Regions from separate parts of the Homo sapiens genome. Here region 1 is linked to region 2. A link is a loop called in an ENCODE intact Hi-C map of the cell type or tissue named here. Cell type or tissue: heart left ventricle. All regions are shown on one strand.

Region 1 (8,000 bases), 120 kb after region 2:
CCAAGAAGGGAGCCGTGTACACATCGCCCGGCCCACCTGGCCCACCTGGCCCACCTGGCCCCAGCCATGAGCCTGGTCGGACGCCTGTCCCTGGCCTGTGCCTGCTCAGACGCCTGTCCCTGGCCTGTGGTTAGGCTGATGCTTCCCGATGAGGCCTGTCCGGTGGTTCAAATGTTTACAACTTCCCCACTACCAGACTTGGCCCATTCACCATCCTGACCCCGTGGCCTCCACCAGGCAGACAGGAGGCATCTAGTGTATTGCTCTCTCTACCCCGACTGTGCAAGCACCCAGGCCTGGCTGTGAAGCTCCTGCACCCTTCGTGGTCAACGCCCCAGCAGTCAGGACTGCACACTTGACTGGGGACTTTGCACACGGGCCTCAAGGAGGTCCAGAAGCTCACCAAACTTGGGGTTCAACAGGGGTTAGTCTGGTACCCTGAGATCCTGCCTTGGGAACACGAAAAGGGGGCCAGGAGGAAGGATGGAAAGGAGGTCTCTGTGCCCTGGGCCAGGTAAGTGGGAGGCAGAAGGCCTGGACCTCACCACACACAGTCAGACTGTGCCACAGACAGCAGGAGGCCAGACTGGGCAGTTTCTGCAGAGCACCTCACTGGGGGCACCTCCTGGGACCAGCCCTGAGGGCCCAACTGCTTCTGGCATCCACACAGGGAGAGCCCCATGCTGGGCAGGGTGGAGGGGAGGGGTAAGGCTGGCAAGGGCTGAGCAGGGAGGTTCTGGGAGCAGGGAAAGCCCGGAAGGCCAGCTGGGAGCCCAACGTCCCGATGGACAAATGTGGCTCCAAAGCCACCTATCCACACCCCCGGGCCCCGAAAGGCCCCAGGGAGGCTCCAGGTGAACAAGTGCCTGCCTCAGCCAGGCAACTGTGAGTCATGGGTCACATGGTGCCCTGGTCTCAGGCGTTGGGGGAAACCTCCTCCAGGACAGCAGCCTAGAGACTATTCCCAGACCCCCAGGCATGGGACCCACCAGCCCCTGTGCAGCCTGCCCCACAGCCCTGGAGGCCCTGCAGCCGGCCTGCTCACAGGACTGCCTCTTACCACAACCCTTTGAAAGTGGCTTTGTTTTTTTCTTATAGTGGCTATTGATTACTTTGAAAACTGAACATATAAAACAGGCAGGGTGTGGTTAGAATTCTCCGAGCAAGTCCTGGCCTCTGAACGCTCATTCCCACTGAGACTTTCAGCTACCAAGGTCTGGAGCAGCCTCCCAAGCCTGGAACGTGGCCCTGGGCCGTCCCCTCCCCACAATCTGCCACTGGCTGCATGGCCTCTTCCACGCACTGTGCCCTGCACCTGGCCCTGTCCTGGGTGACCACATGGGAGGTCAGATCATCCTCAGGGCTGGAGCCCCGGGAGCTCAAAGAGCAAAGAGGATCAGAGACTGAGGCCGTGCACTTCCCCAGGAAGGTGTCGGGAGCCCTTTCTGCCCCTGCCGTGAGCGGCACGCAGGACCAGGTGGACGAACGGCCCAGACCCCGCCTGCCAAGCCCTGCCCTGGTCCTCATCTATGACACAGGTATTTTTAACAGCTGTGTAACACCCGTTGGCACCACAAAAGCACGATTTCACCTCGTGCACAGAAATACAAATGTGACTTGCACTGGGACGGCCTCTCCCATCTCCCTGGGTCTGAGGCCCCATCTTGCTGGACGTCTGAGACAGCTGCCGTGCCCAGGGTCTGGCCTTGTGCTCGGTGTGTGGGCAGCTGCGCACATGGAGCCGTAAGGTCGATTTGTCCACAGAAGCAGACAAGCTCGGGAGCACAGACTTGCTGTCTCCGGGCGTGACCGTGTGGAGGCCTTCCTGTCCCCGTGGGGCAGGTGAGCTCCGGGAGGATGCAACGGCCCAGCCCAGCCTGCGGGCAACACCACACTGGAGCCACCATCATGGCAGTCATCAGAATGGGGGAAGAGACAGAAAGCCGTGCGGCGTGCACAGCGATTCCAGAGGCTCGGAGAAGGGAATTTAGAATGAGATGAAAGTGCATTTTCATCCTGACACCCTGGGATTCTGGAAACCTCCATAGCCTCACACTCCCCAGTTGACCTCCAGCCACAGTCATGCCTGGCTCCTGACCCAGAAAAACAGATGCTGACCAAGCTCCCAGTGTCTCCCAGGGGCTCCAACACCTCTTCCTCACTGTGAGGCACCCTTGCCCCGGATGGGCCCCCAGACAGCGCTTCTCCACCTGGGCTGAGCGTCTCAGCGTCAGGCCCCCGGGCGCTGGGCCTGCTCTCAACAATCCACACCAGCCCGGCCCAGGCCGCGCCTCACCCCCTGCAGCCGGCTCCCACGCAGGGACACCCCCGAGATCTACGGAAACACAGAGGCCCTCAAACGGAAATGAACAGACCCCCAGTGCGTGAGCTGCTGGAGCACTTCTACCCCCAAAACCCAAATTGGCCAACGCCCCCCAACCCCACAGCGCTTCCTACCGGGTCTCCAGGGACACCAACGGGGCCTTCTCTTCCCTGATCACCCTGCGGGCCAGCTTCACCCTGAAGAGAAACGAGCCGTGAGTGTGGAGCTGGGCCATCCTTGGGGAGGATGGCTGCCCGGGCACGCTGGGAGCCACAGCATGCTGTCCAGGTGGTCACTGGGCTGTTCCGGCCTTCCCTCCCCGCACAGCCCCTTCCTGGCCTCGCCAAGCGTTTCCTCGGCCCACGTGCGTGGCCATCGGCGTGGCTGGCTATGGCTATCTTCATTCAGGAGGCCGGCAGCTCCTCCTGGGGCCCCAGAGGCGTCCCTGCGTGCATCCCTGCTTCTCCAGCAAGCTCCGTGGACCCGGCAAGTGTTTGTAGCCATGGACTTGTGGCCCGCCGGGAAGCTGGAGCTGCGTGGCTGGCCCTTCCTCTGGGCTCTGCCTGGCTGTCAGTCTCATATCCTGATCTCAGAGGAGTGGGCCTAGAAGGCAGTCTGAGTCACTAAGTCACACGATCCCTGCTTTGACGTCCCCCCGACCCCTCCACGGGGGCTGTGCGCTTCTGGGGAGCTCCCAGGGAGGAGGTCAGAAATCCCCCACCCCCCACTGGGGAGCCAAATCCCTCGGTGGCGGCGACTCTGGCCCCGGCTCAGCTCTCTGGCCCTGCTGGAGCCCCGCCTGTCTGTCACAGCACACGACAGTCGCATGTCTTGATTCTCGGACAAGGGGGCACCCGGGGGCGCTGCCTCTGAGGCCTGGCAGCTCGGCTGGGCACACTAGGGCATTCTCTCCCCTTCACTCTGCCCGCCAGGCCCTGGCTCTCCCTGAGCCGGATGGGACTGAGACGCCCGGAGTCTGCCAGCTGCCCCGCCCCACATCCAGCACAGATTTCCCAGCAAGTCACAGGGACAGAGAAGGGCCCTGTGCTTCTGCACCCTGAGGCTGGGCTGTGGGGTGGCCTAGCGAGGCCCACGGTCCACGGAGCTGAAGGTGGGGGGTGGCCTCTGAGGCCGCCGGCATCTCGGCTCTGGGGTGAGTTTTCCATGTCAAGCCTTCCCAGGCAGGCGCCCTGCAGGCCTAGCTTCCCGTCTGGGGTACTGACCCAACTTCCTCACGCTGGGAATTTTAACTAAGGAAAATTATTCCAAAGAAGAACCCAAGCTCGGATGCAGAAACGTGGAAGCCGCCTGGTGGGAAAGTGGGCACCGGGTCCACGGGCAACGCCTTCACATGAAACAGGTCCCAGCATCAGGCACATGGCTGGGCGCCGGCTTCAGGGGCTGCCCTCCCTGACGGCGTGGGGATGGGCTGGCCACGTTGAGGGGCCACAGGGGCTTCATGATGTGTCCTGTGGCTCTGGAGGCCTGACCCAGCCCCAGCCTCCGCCTGCCCCTTCCTGGGGTGGTTCCCAGCTCCAGGAACTGTGACTCACAGGGTCTCCTCTTGGTCCCCGCGTGCCTGGGGTCCCCCGTGGTCCTCTCTCTCCAGGGCCACCCTGAGTGGAGAGACATGGAGGGGAGAAGCCTCAGCTGCTGGAACTCACACCCAGCTGGGGTGGGGCTTGAGGCCTGGCCTGGACTGACTCCCCCAGCAGGACCCCTGGGAGGGGCCACCCCTCCACCGCATGCCCCACGGTTGCAGAGGCCGGAATCTCCTGGTTCCCCAGGTCCCACCCGCTCTGAGACTGTGGGAAGAGGCATCCTGGACGTGTGGGTGAAGAAACCCATTTGTCTTGGGCAGGAGGCCATGGCTCTCAGTGCTGGGAGGGCCAGACTGGGCCGCAGAGGCCACGTCCACAGCTACATGGTGAGGCCAACAGCGCAGGCTGCCCCTGCCCCACTCACCCGCTCCCCGGGGGCACCGTCAGGTCCTGGGTTCCCCTGGGATGAAGAGAAACAGACGCCGGCGTTAGTCTGGTGGACACACTGCATTTGGTCTCAGGGACGTGGAGTAGACCCCGAGCAAAGAGGATCAGAAGCTGAGGCCATGCACTTCCCCAGGAAGGTGTCAGGAGCCCTCACTCACCTCGTCGCCCGCCTCTCCTTTCTCTCCGGGGGGCCCAGGCTCTCCCGGCTGGCCCTGTGGGGAACAAGGGTTGAATGGTCGCTCCATCTCCTTGACCCTCCCTGGGCCCATACCTGGCATGTGTGGGGGCTGTGAAGCTCCTCACCTCGTCTCCAGATGGTCCCGAGCTCCCTGGTCTCCCCGCCTCCCCGTCAGCTCCAGGCTCGCCCTGGGGAAGACCGGGGGAGTCACACACGCTGGCAGGGGTGTGCACCAGGGGTGCAGCCATCAGAGGCCACATCCAGGGCCTCTCACCCATACTTCAGGCCACTCCCTCTGACCAACACTGTCTGAGCCCAGACCCCCCAGCACCCTCAGCCATCCACAACCCTGCACAAAGACCTCCTGGAATGCTCCAACCTTGTTCCCTGTGAGGCCCAGCCAAGGGCCATCTTGTCTAAGGGGCAGGATTTGGTTCCCATTAGAGAAGGCACAGCTTTGCCAGGCTGGCAAATTGGCAAACTCAAATCTAGGGCCTGGAGGGTAATCTGGGAACTTGAAGATGAGATTTGGAAACCGTCTGCTGGGTTCTAGGAGCTCGTCTGGGAATGTTTGGGGTGGGGTCAGCATTCGCCTTTGTCTTCCCCAACACTTCAGCTTCAACAAAGAAACTCCAGAGAAAACACCAGCAACGGCAGACTCAGCTGTCAGACGAAAAAGCTCCTTCTCCCGCCTCGTGCTCCCGCCCTCCCGCTGCCCACTCGCCCTCCCACCCGCTCACCACCCTCCTCCCGCCCCCGCTCACCACCCTCCCGCCCACTCGCCACCCTCAGTGCCACCCAGCCCATTCTCAGTTCTGAGAGCCATTCTGGGCTGCGGCTCGCAGGCTAGGAGTGACGCGGTGGGGTCCCATCTGTGCCGAGCGAGCGGCAGGTGCGGGGGACAGAATGGCGGAGGCCTGAAGGCCCTCGGGCTGCAGGGAAGGCTCTGGGCGGGAGCGCCACGGCCACTGTCCCCACGGTGGGCACTGTCCCCGCTGCTCCTCTGCCTGCCTCCAGCCTCCACCAGCTCCTCCCCTCTGAGGCCGCACGGGTGGCCGACATGCTCGGACCAGGACTTGCTTCCAGGAGAGGTTTCCAATTCAGCGCTTGGCCAACCGTGAAGGCCCTGGTCCTCCAGGGGCCGCAAGTCACTCACCTTTTCTCCTTTCAGTCCAAAGGCACCGGGGTCTCCCTTGGGGCCAGGGGGTCCTTGAATGCCCTGGAGAAAAGAGGGCAGCATGACACCACCGGCAGAGGCCACCGCGGCCTCTGGCAGCAGCCCCAGACCGCCCAGACAGAAGTCAAAACGGTCCACACGAGGTGCTGCTGACAGCGCTAGTTTTAAAGTATCAGTGAGAGGAAGTGACTTACGTCAAACCCGGGCGAGCCCTTGCAGCCTGGCAGGCCTGGGTACCCCATCTCCCCCTGGAAAGAGGAAGAAAACTAGAAAATCTGACGGCCAAGTGGGTAAACTGAGGCCAATCAACTGTCAGACTTGGTGCCCTCCATGCCCTCCACACCCTCCCTGGAAAGCCCTGCCTAGCAGACACCCCCCTGGGGTCACCTTCACACCGTCCACCCCACTCCTCCCTGTCCCTCCTGCCGGGATCACCTCACCCCATCCCTCCCCGTCCCTCCCCGTCCTTCCCCTGGTCACCTTCACACTGTCCACCCCATCCCTCCCCGGGTCACCTTCACGCCGTCCACTCCGTCCCTCCCCATCTCGCCCCATTCCTCCTCGTCCCTCCCCGTCCATCCTATCTCCCCCCAGTCACCTTCACGCCGTCCACCCCGTCGATGCCACGCTTGCCCTTCTCTCCCTGTGAGGCGGGAAAACGAAGGCAGGAGTCAGATGCAGGTCAGACATGCTGCCGTGGGGGCAGAACTCCCCCCTCCCAGCAGCCCACGCTCACCTTGTAGCCCTTGGGTCCCCTGGAGCCCTGCGGAGACAGGAAGCGGGTGTGAGGGGGTATTTGGGGTGGGGAGGGCAGGGCAAGCCTGGCTTAGGCCCACGCGAGGCAGGGGCTTGGGTGCCCCCAACCCGAGGGGACAACATCACTGCTGAGAATCATGGGGACTGACAGTGATGGGGAGGGGCCGCTCTGCAGAGGGTAACCGCCCGGGGGACCCCCGGCTCCGCAGAGGGTAACCGCCCGGGGGACCCCCGGCTCCGCAGAGGGTAACCGCCCGGGGGACCCCTGCTCTGGGGTGGGGTGAAAGTGACACAGGCGCCTTTGCTGGGTGCCTGGGTGGCTGTCCTTGTCCTTCCAGATGGAGGGGACGGCGAGGGGCGGTGGAGCGGGTCTGCAGGACACGTGGTCTCCTGTCAGGGACACTGTCCTCATCCCCGGGGACACCCTCGTCCAGGATGGCACATCTGCGCCTGGAGAGACCAGCTCCGAGGTCGAGCCTCACTCACCTTCTCCCCACGGCTCCCTTTTTCTCCCTACACACCCAGCGGAAGAAGAGGAAGAGGAAGGCTTGTTAGTGCTGTGCAAGGCTGAGGGCACCACCGGGCTCGGGCCAGGAAAGGGGGGGCACGTACCTTCATTCCCTGGTACCCAACAGGTCCGAGGTCCCCGGGTCTTCCCTGGAACACAGGAGGAGATGGTGAGACACCCCCGGAGGAGCAGGGGCAGGGGCCAGTCCCACCCAGCCCCACACCCCTCCCTCCAGCCCAGGCCTGGTCAGGCCGAGAGAGGGGCCCTGCTGCACGGGGCCCATGGTGCCGAGGCCCTCCAAGGTGGAGCTGGGGGAGGGAAGTCTATGGATAGGATTTGGGCCAAGGAGCCACGGCAGGGGCCCCGGACGGTGCCGGCCTGAGCACCCTGGGCCACCTCCCCACCCAGCCCCTCCCTGGCAGGGGGGCTTACGGGCTGCCTGGGGGGCTGTGTGGAAGGATGGCTGGGCTGTGGCCCCTCCAGGTCTGCTCCCACCCACAAGGAACAGGCAGTGTGACTTTGGCACTCAGAACCCAGCCACTCTTCCGGAAGTTTCCGAGGCCTAGTCGTTCCCCGCCTCCAGCTTCTTAGGGCCCCCACCCCACAGTCAGGCACTCACAGGATCTCCGGCTTCTCCCTTCTCTCCTGGGAGCCCCGGCTTGCCTCGTTCTCCCTGGAACACAAAACAGGTCAAGGTTGGGGCAGCCCCGTTTCTTTCTAAAAAGCTGGCTCACGAAACAGGTTTTTAAAAAGACGCTTCATCCAGCCTTCAGGGATCAAGGGCTTTAAAGCACCTTCCCCATCACATCTGGTCAGCCTGGGTCTGGGAGCTCCAACCCGCACGCCAGCTCCCCCCACTCCCTGCCTTCGTTCCTGTCTGCTCGGCTTTGCTGACCCCCAGGCACAGGTGGGAGGGACGTGCAGCACAGAAGCCCCCCAGGGTCACAGCTCGACCCCCAGGAAATGGCCATGGGACTCGGGCCCACAGCTGCTGGGTTTGATGGTTTTTAGGAGAAGCCAGAAATCTGAGGTCCATGAGCAGCCTCATGGCAAGTTTTAATTATCAGCAG
Region 2 (8,000 bases):
CCTCCCGAGTAGCTGGGACTACAGGCGCATGCCACTACGCCCGGCTAATTTTTGTATTTTTAGTAGAGACAGGGTTTCACCATGTTAGCCAGGATGGTCTCGATCTCCTGACGTTGTGATCCGCCCGCCTCGGCCTCCCAAAGTGCTGGGATTACAGGTATGAGCCACCACGCCCGGCCAAGTGTGGATTTCAAAACAAATCAGGGGCTTCCTGGTAGCGCAGACCCTGCAGGTAATCTGGGCATCTTACCTTCTGTCCACGGTAGCCCTTGGGGCCAGAGGGCCCAGGGATTTCCAGGCAGCTCACCTTGTAGCACTGAAACGAGGAAGCAGAGACAGAAGGTTGCATGGGTGGGACATTCCTCAGGTGGCAGGGCAGGGTCTCAGAACGTGTAGCCCACGACTCTCAGCAGGGGCCAAGGAGATGCTGAAATGCCCTGAGAACCTGGGCGGGCGTGAGGGAGCTGTGAGACATGGGGTGCTGTGAGGCTCTGCCCCCATCAGGGACAAGCCAAAGAGTTTGGCTCTCGGTCAGGTGTTCTAGGCAAGTTTAAAAAACCAAGCCTGGCTTAAGCCATGACAGAAAATAGAAGGGAAGAAAGGCCGGGTGCAGCTCACGCCTGGAATCCCAACATTTTGGTAGGCCGAGGCAGGGAGGACTGCTTGAGGCCAGGAGTTAGAGACCAGGCTGGGCAACATAGTGAGATCCCATCTCTACAAAAAAACAATACGAAAGCGATCCTCCCACCTCAGCCTCCCAAGTAGCTGGAACTACATGCGCACACCAGGTATGGTGGCAGGTGCCTGTAGTCCCAGCTACTTGGGAGGCTGAGGTGGGAGGATGGCTTGAGCCTCAGAGTTCAAGGCTGCAGTGAGCCGTGATCGTACCACTGCACTCCAGCCTAGGTGACAGAGAAAGACCCTGTCTCTAAAAAAACAAATATAAAAGAATAAATTTTACAAAAGGATGGAAGAGCAAGGGGCACTGGTGAGGGAGGCACCATTTGTACACGGCAATGAAACCACTGTTACTGAGCAGCGATTCTGAGGCAGGGCACGTTTTTGCAGGAAGCCTCACGGGGGAGATCTCAGATGCCTGCTCCCCTTCCTGAGAGCTGGAGCTGGGACACACAGGGAGGTGGGGATGTCATGGACCCCGATGATGTCAGTTCCTTCTCCCCTGACCTGCTGGGCTGGGCTCGGGCCTCGAGTCCAGGGTGGATGGATCCCACCTGCCCGGAGGCCAGACCCTCGACCTCTCCTTGTAACACGTGCTCTGTGGGTGACCCTAACGCTGACCCTCACGGGATCTAAACAGCCTAGCTTTGGCTGGGAGCCCTTTCTCCAGACTCCAAGGCCTCAGGTCCAACATGGAGCAGGTGACTCCCTCTCCTCTCATCTGTTCCAGCCTGGAGGCGCCAGGAGTCGGCAGCCTGGCGCGGTCATCTCTGCTGGGTCAGCTGCCGGCCAGCACTGGCAGGAAGGGAAGCGCCACTCACCTCTCCGTAGGCTTCGTGTTTCTGCAGAAAAGACAGACATGCTGGTTAGCCGTGTGCCTCGAGACCTGGGGCGGCTGCACCTCGAGTCTGGGTGGGGATGGAGGGACACCTGAGTGGCCCAGGCCCTGCCCGGAGCTTCCTCCTTCGGCCTCCGCACTCACAGAGGGGTAAAGTGAGGCCCGGAGTGGGTGGACGGCCCACCGTGGCCACCCCTGGCGCGTGGACGGTGCTCCCGCCCGCGGCTCACCATGACCTTGATGATGCGGTTGATGGTGTCCTGGTCGATCTCGGTGGAGTCGGGCAGCATGGTGGCGTAGTCGTTGCGGTAGAGCTCGTGCGGCGTGCTGGCGATGTCCCGCAGGCCCTGCTCCTTCAGGTTCTGGTTGGGGGCCACGGCGAAGAGCCGGATGCCCTCCTCGCGGGCCCGCTCGGCCTGCAGCTTGATGCCCCCGCAGGGGCTGCCGGTGACGTGGCCGTCGGTGATGACCACGGCGAAGTGGACGGTGCCCTTGCTGCGGTCCTGCCGGATCTGCTCCGTCATGTTGGCCAGCGCGCAGTCGGTGAAGGTGCCGCGGCGGAAGGAGCTGATGCCCTGCAGGTTCTTGATGAAGGAGGCCCGGTCGCTGCCCGGTGGGCTGAACACCTCCACCTGGTCAGAGAAGTGCAGGCCGCCGTAGCGCCAGCTCAGCGCCACCTGGTCCAGGTAGAACTCGTTCTGCAGCTGGCTGATGAACTGCGGCACGAACTGCTTCATGTGGAAGAGCAGGATGTCCGTGGGGGACTGCATGGTGACGCTCTCCGAGGTGTCCAGCACGAAGTACACGTGGATGGGGCAGTCGGTCTTCTCTGTGGGGCACAGGACCTGTCACGAGCCAGCCTCAGGAGGGACTGCTGTTGGAGCCCCGTTTCCTGGCCCCGTGCCTGTTTGTGGGTTTGACCTCACTGCCCCCGAATGCCAGAGCCCCCGGCCCCCAACCCCTGGCACCTGGGTACTGGTCCCAACTGCCCCCCAAATGCCCAGAGCCCCCGGCCCCCGACCCCTGGCACCTGGGTACTGGTCCCAACTGCCCCCCAAATGCCCAGAGCCCCCGGCCCCCGACCCCTGGCACCTGGGTACTGGTCCCAACTGCCCCCCAAATGCCCAGAGCCCCCGGCCCCCGACCCCTGGCACCTGGGTACTGGTCCCAACTGCCCCCCAAATGCCCAGAGCCCCCGGCCCCCGACCCCTGGCACCTGGGCAGTTGTTGTTTCTCTCGGTAGTGTCCGGCGAGATGACCTCCTGCTGCTGGGCCTGGATGGCCCCCAGGATTCCCCAGAGCAGGAGCACGGAGCAGGTGCCCTGGAGCATCTTGGCAGCACCTGTGGCCCTGAAGTCCTGCAACAGGGGTGGGGGTCGCTCAGACACCCCCAGTGCCTCTCCCCTGGCACCCTCCCCCATGGCAGGCGCACGCACAGCAGGTCAGCGGGATTGGGGGCACTGCCCTCAGTCTTCAAGGAAGCGGGGTCTGCGCCCAGCACACACCGTCACCAGCATCTGGACTGGGGGGCTTGCGCCCTCTTGCCCCACCCTGGGTGGGGTCACAGATGTTTAGTGGGTGCCTCTGGGCTCAGTTTTGGGTGGGATTTGGATGGTTGAGGCCCTTCCATGTCCTCCAGGGCTGGGTGGAGTGGGTAGCTGGGCGCGTCGGCATGGAAGGGAATGGAGCACCACTGTCTGGCGCCCCCCACTGCCTGGGGCTGCCCTGGAAACAGTGCAGAGGGGAGGGCGGGAGAGAGATCCCAGCTTCCCCAGACCGGCTCCCCTGCAGAGCTAGGCACTCTCTCTCCAGCCTGGCTCCATTCCCTTTAAACAGGACTTTGATAAGGAGGGAGGGAGGACTCTGTCAAGTGTAGGGACACAGCCGTCATTAGCCTGGCTTTCCTTTCTGTTGGGTGCCAGGACCCTGGGGCAAACAGATCCAGCCCTTGAACGTCCATCCTCCCTGATGCCCTGTGGCTTGGCCTAAGCTCCAGCTCCAGGAGGCCATCAGGACGGGCCTCACTGTGCTGCTGGCTCCGCAGAGTGGGGCTGGCAGCAGCCGGGCAGCTGGGCAGAAAGGGCACCGGGCCTGGTTCAGAGCGTGCAGTTCCAGGGGTAATGCAGGGATTGGAGTGCCGCCCTCTCCTCGGTGCAGATGGGAGGAGTGTCCAAGCACCGGGACTAGGGGAGGCGCTGCCAGGAGAGGGCCCTGAAGGGTTGCTGTGATTTTGCGGCGTCTGGAGTGGATGAGGTGACCCAGGCCAGACCTGCTCAGCCTGGGGCCCAGGGAGGAATGAAGTCCGTTCCCAAAGGTGCCAGCTCAGGCAGTTTGTGGGTGAGTTTCACAGCTTCAAGGACAAGCACTTCATGCTATTTAACTTGTTTTAGAACATAAAAAGATAAACTTTTTCCCAATTCATTTTTAAATGTTGCATAACCTGTGACCAAAGCTTGATAAAAAAAAAAGTCCCTAAAAGTAACTCTACAGATAAATATCACTATAAATATTACTGATGGCAGCGGCAGCCCATCTGGTGTGGCCGCTGCCATCACACTGGCTGCTCAGGGAGGGCCCATGGAAGAGGCAGACAGGCCCCCAACCCCGCAGACTGCCTCCCTGGGGGCCGCTGCCATGGGGCCGGGCCGGGTGGTGTGCTGGGTGAAGGGGAGCTCACGGCGGTGTTGCCCCTGTCTGGGATGCTGGCCCAGGTCTGGAGACCCTGCCCCAGGCTGCGAGAGGACATGGCCAGGTACCATGCTCCACGGAGCCAGCAGGAGCCGGGGATAAGTGGGATCCCTGCCCCTTGCAGTTTGGCGAGGTGAGAGTTCCCCAGGTACAACTGCCCAAGTCGTGGCTGTGGATCTGGGCCTTCTGCTCCATGGAGGAGGCAGGAGCCAGCCCCCACTCCTGGTGCAGTTTCAGCTGCCCCAACTGGGGCTGCTGACCCAGGCATCGCTGCACTCTTGGGGAGCCAGGGAAGGCCCCTCTTTCCCTTGTAGGCCTGGAGGTGCCTGTTCCCGCTGCCCAGCTTCTTCCCGCTCCCACCACCCACTCCAATCTCAGAGCAGAGTTGGGGCTGAGCCTGGGCACTGTCACAGCCTGGCCGGGTGGGTGCATGCTTGTGGCAGTGCTGACATGCCAGCCCCCTGCTGACTTGGCCCCCTCCAAACTGTGGGCACTGAGAAGTGCAGGAGGGGAGGCTTGGGGGGGTGCTGAGGGTGGCTGGGCACCGGTGCCCCTTGGTACCAGCAGCCTGGGCACCATGGATGGCTGCAGGAGGCAGATAGGCTCCTGGGCAGAAGAGGATGGGTCCCCAGTGAAGCCCCACCTTCAGGCTGGGGCAGGCCTGAAGCCTGGGGGCCGGGTTGCCCGTCCTACGGACCAGAGGGGAACTCAAGGTGCTTTCTTCTGGGCCTGCACATGGCTGCACATGGACCAATCAGCATGCACTTCCCCTCTCTGAGGCCTTTAAAAGCCCCAGGCTCAGTCAGAGCAGGGCAGAGCATGGCACGACCAGCTGCAGAGAGGAGGTGCTCTCTCTGCTGAGAGCTTCAGGACCTGAAGGGATGTCAGGACGACCAGCTGCAGAGAGGAGCTACCCTCTCCAGGGCTTTCTCTCTGCTGAGAGCTGAACACTAGTTGAGATGCCCTGTTTGCAGAGAGGAGACACGCTCTCGAGGGCCTCCTCTCTGCTAAGAGCTGCAGAGACAATGGGATGACCTGCCTGCAGAGAGGAGCCACCCACTCCAGGGCCTTCTCTCTGCTGAGAGCTGAACATTTGACAAGACAACCCGCCGACAAGACAACCCGCCTACAGAGAGGGGCTGCCCCCTGCGGGTCTCCTGTGAGCTCCCCTAACACTCAATAAAGCTTCTCTGTCTTGCACACCCTCCACTTGTCTGTGTACCTCATTCTTCCTGGACACAGGACAAGAACTTGGGCAAAGGCGCCACTGGCCATAGAGGTTTCAGGCCAGAAAAGTGACACCCTAAAAATCCCATAACATTATCACAAAAATTCTAGCCAATATTAAAAACTAAAATCCAATAGCATATTAAGGACCACTATACCAGAACTATAATATGAAGTTAAAGTACAGTGTTGCCACAAACACTAGGGAATACATTAATGTAAGTCACATTAACATAAAATGGGAAAAAATATGCAATTGCTTCAATAGATCCCTGAAACATCAATTTCTAACTAAGAAACAACAACAGCCAGACAAGGTAAAACCTAGTAAGAAATTTAGGAGTAGAATTAACTCTATAAAGGATATACATTTCAAATCAAGAGCTCACATCATATTTTACACAAAAAGCTAAAATAGTGGTTCTTATCTTTGTGGTCATGGACCCTTTTAAGAGTCTACACAATTTCACCTTACACAAATGCATAGATGCTCATATACAGAAATCATGTCCAGGAATTCAGGGATTCCATTCGTAGATCTAACCCTGGGTTAAAAAATCCTGCATTAGAAGAATGCTTACTACAGTACAAAAAAAATGGGGTGGGGGCAAACAGTGCAGATCTTACGCTACCATTCAGTGTTGTGTTGGAAGCCAATGCAATAAGACAGTAAAAATAAAAGTATAACTGTTGGAAAAGAAGAGACAAAACTGTCCTTATTAAAGATAGGATTGTCTACCCAGAAAATCATCTGAACAAAGTTTTTTTAAAAAAGAGAAAAAAAAATATATATATATATAGACAGAGAGAAAGAGAGAAAGAAAGAGAAAGGAGGGGAGATTAGGGAGAGAAAATTTAGTGAGCCACTTAGAAAAATATATCATTGATGAAAAGAGTCAAACTCTGTAAAATATTTTAAGAGATTTATTCTGAGCCAAATATGAGTGGCCATGACCCATGACACAGCCCTTAGGAGGTCCTGAGAACATGTACCCAAGGTGGCTGGGGTGCAGCTCGGTTTTATTCATTTTAGGGAGGCATGAGACATCAATCAAATACATTTAAGAAATACATTGGTTTAATCCAGAAAGGCAGGAAAATTCAAAGCGGGGAGAGATGGCTTCCAGGCTACAGGTAAATTTAAACATTTTCTGGTTGACAATTGGTTGAGTTTGTCTAAAGACCTGGGATCATAGAAAGGAAATGCTCAGGTTAAGATAAAAGACTGTGGAGACCAAGGTTCTTCTGAAGTCTCATAGTGGCTGCCCTTAGAGACAATCAATGACAAGTGTTTCCTACTGAGACCTTTAAAAGCTGCTAGACTCTCGGTTAATCTCTTCAGAATTGGGAGGGCCTGGAAGAAAAAGAGCTAGCTATGTTAACAGAGATTCCTTACAGATGCAAATTTTCCCCAGTAAAGGACAGCTTTGCAGGGCCATTTCAAAATGTGGCAAAGAAACATGTTTTGGGGTAAAATATTTTTATTTTCTTCTTGGTCGTGTAGTGTCATGCCAGAGTCAGATGGAAAGTAAGTCACAGCATATAGGGTTAGATAAAACCATCTGATGAGAATTTATGGTTTGTAGGGCATGACTCCCCAGACCCCTTAGATAAGAATATAGGCAAGATAAAAAAATCAGAGCTTAGTCCTCAACATACAAAAAGTTATTGATTTTCTTCTATCAGTTAGAAGAAACATTTTCTAACAACCAGTTAGAAAATGTTGCAGAAAAATGCTATTTACACTAGTAAGAAAAACAACATAAACCCAAGGAATCAACTGAATAAAAATGTGCAGGACTTATGAAAAAAACTCAAAAAAATTTTTGAGAAATATATTGGAAAGACAAACCTTGTTTTTGGATAAGAAATCATCCCACTATCTTAAACTGATTTAAAAATATCAGTTATTCCTAACTGAATCTATAATAGAATGCAATTTTAATTAAAGTTTCCAAGAAAATTTTTTGCATTTTTGTAGATAGGAGTTTGCAAAATGAATCCAAGTTTTACTTGGTAGAAAAAGCAAGAAGAGTTGAGCAAAATAAAAAATAGAGTGATGAGAAAGCTTGTGCTATCAAATGAAACGATAAAATTACAGTTTTGGTTTTGGTGCTGGAACAGGCCAACACTCCACACAACCATGGGCATAACAACACACGAGAACTTAGGCTATGACATGGTGGCCTTTCAGAGTGGTGGAAGCAGGCTGGGATGAGGGCTCACCCTGTGACTAGAAATAAAGGTACTACCTCACATGGTGCTCCCAAATAAACTCCAGGAAAAGGAAGTATCTGAGTGCAAAACAGGAACCAAAAAGTCTTTGAAGAAAACAGAATGTATAAAATGTCAATGAAAAATCTATAATAATTGTGTACCAGATACTGTCCTATATCCCTTCATTCAACATTCACAATTGGACTTATGGCCTTGGACATAGGTACTATTACCATCCCCACTCCAACAGATGAGGAAACCAAGGCCCAGTGAGGTAACTTGCCCAGGGCACTCAGCTAATAGCTGAGGTCTGAAGCCTGGCAGTGTGGGCTCAAGTCTGCCCTCTTGACAC

Evidence for each region. A loop is a pair of places that touch in the nucleus more often than their neighbours do. Peaks named below come from ENCODE experiments on the same cell type or tissue, not always from the same donor. Only the 100,000 strongest peaks of a DNase experiment are listed, where the experiment ranks them.
Region 1: a loop joins it to region 2, with 2.1 times the contacts of the local background. A loop is called at or near these places in 9 of 110 quality-filtered maps.

Annotation. Positions count from the first base shown.
Region 1 is chr21:45,988,687-45,996,686 of GRCh38, reverse strand. It overlaps COL6A1 (collagen type VI alpha 1 chain), which reads right to left. Exons shown (of 35, transcript NM_001848.3): 9 at 7,550-7,603; 10 at 7,035-7,079; 11 at 6,909-6,935; 12 at 6,403-6,429; 13 at 6,265-6,309; 14 at 5,861-5,914; 15 at 5,646-5,708; 16 at 4,615-4,677; 17 at 4,470-4,523; 18 at 4,289-4,324; 19 at 3,877-3,939; 20 at 2,458-2,520. Among named protein-coding and RNA genes, the nearest start is that of COL6A1, 11 kb to the right of the region's middle. RefSeq lists enhancers at 265-1,080, 1,081-1,896. In heart left ventricle, no CTCF peak of the experiment used is centred here; DNase peaks (open chromatin) are centred at 2,256, 3,316, 4,016, 4,126 and 5 weaker places; H3K27ac peaks cover 2,511 bases.
Region 2 is chr21:46,106,324-46,114,323 of GRCh38, reverse strand. It overlaps COL6A2 (collagen type VI alpha 2 chain), which reads right to left. Exons shown (of 28, transcript NM_001849.4): 2 at 2,733-2,874; 3 at 1,747-2,345; 4 at 1,500-1,520; 5 at 251-316. The coding sequence starts at 2,847. LOC124905043 (a long non-coding RNA gene) reads left to right here and starts at 2,293. Exons shown (of 2, transcript XR_007067910.1): 1 at 2,293-3,853; 2 at 4,228-5,409. RefSeq lists an enhancer at 6,354-7,113. In heart left ventricle, a CTCF peak has its summit at 3,734 (motif pointing right); DNase peaks (open chromatin) are centred at 1,869, 2,937, 3,223, 3,673 and 1 weaker place; H3K27ac peaks cover 1,500 bases.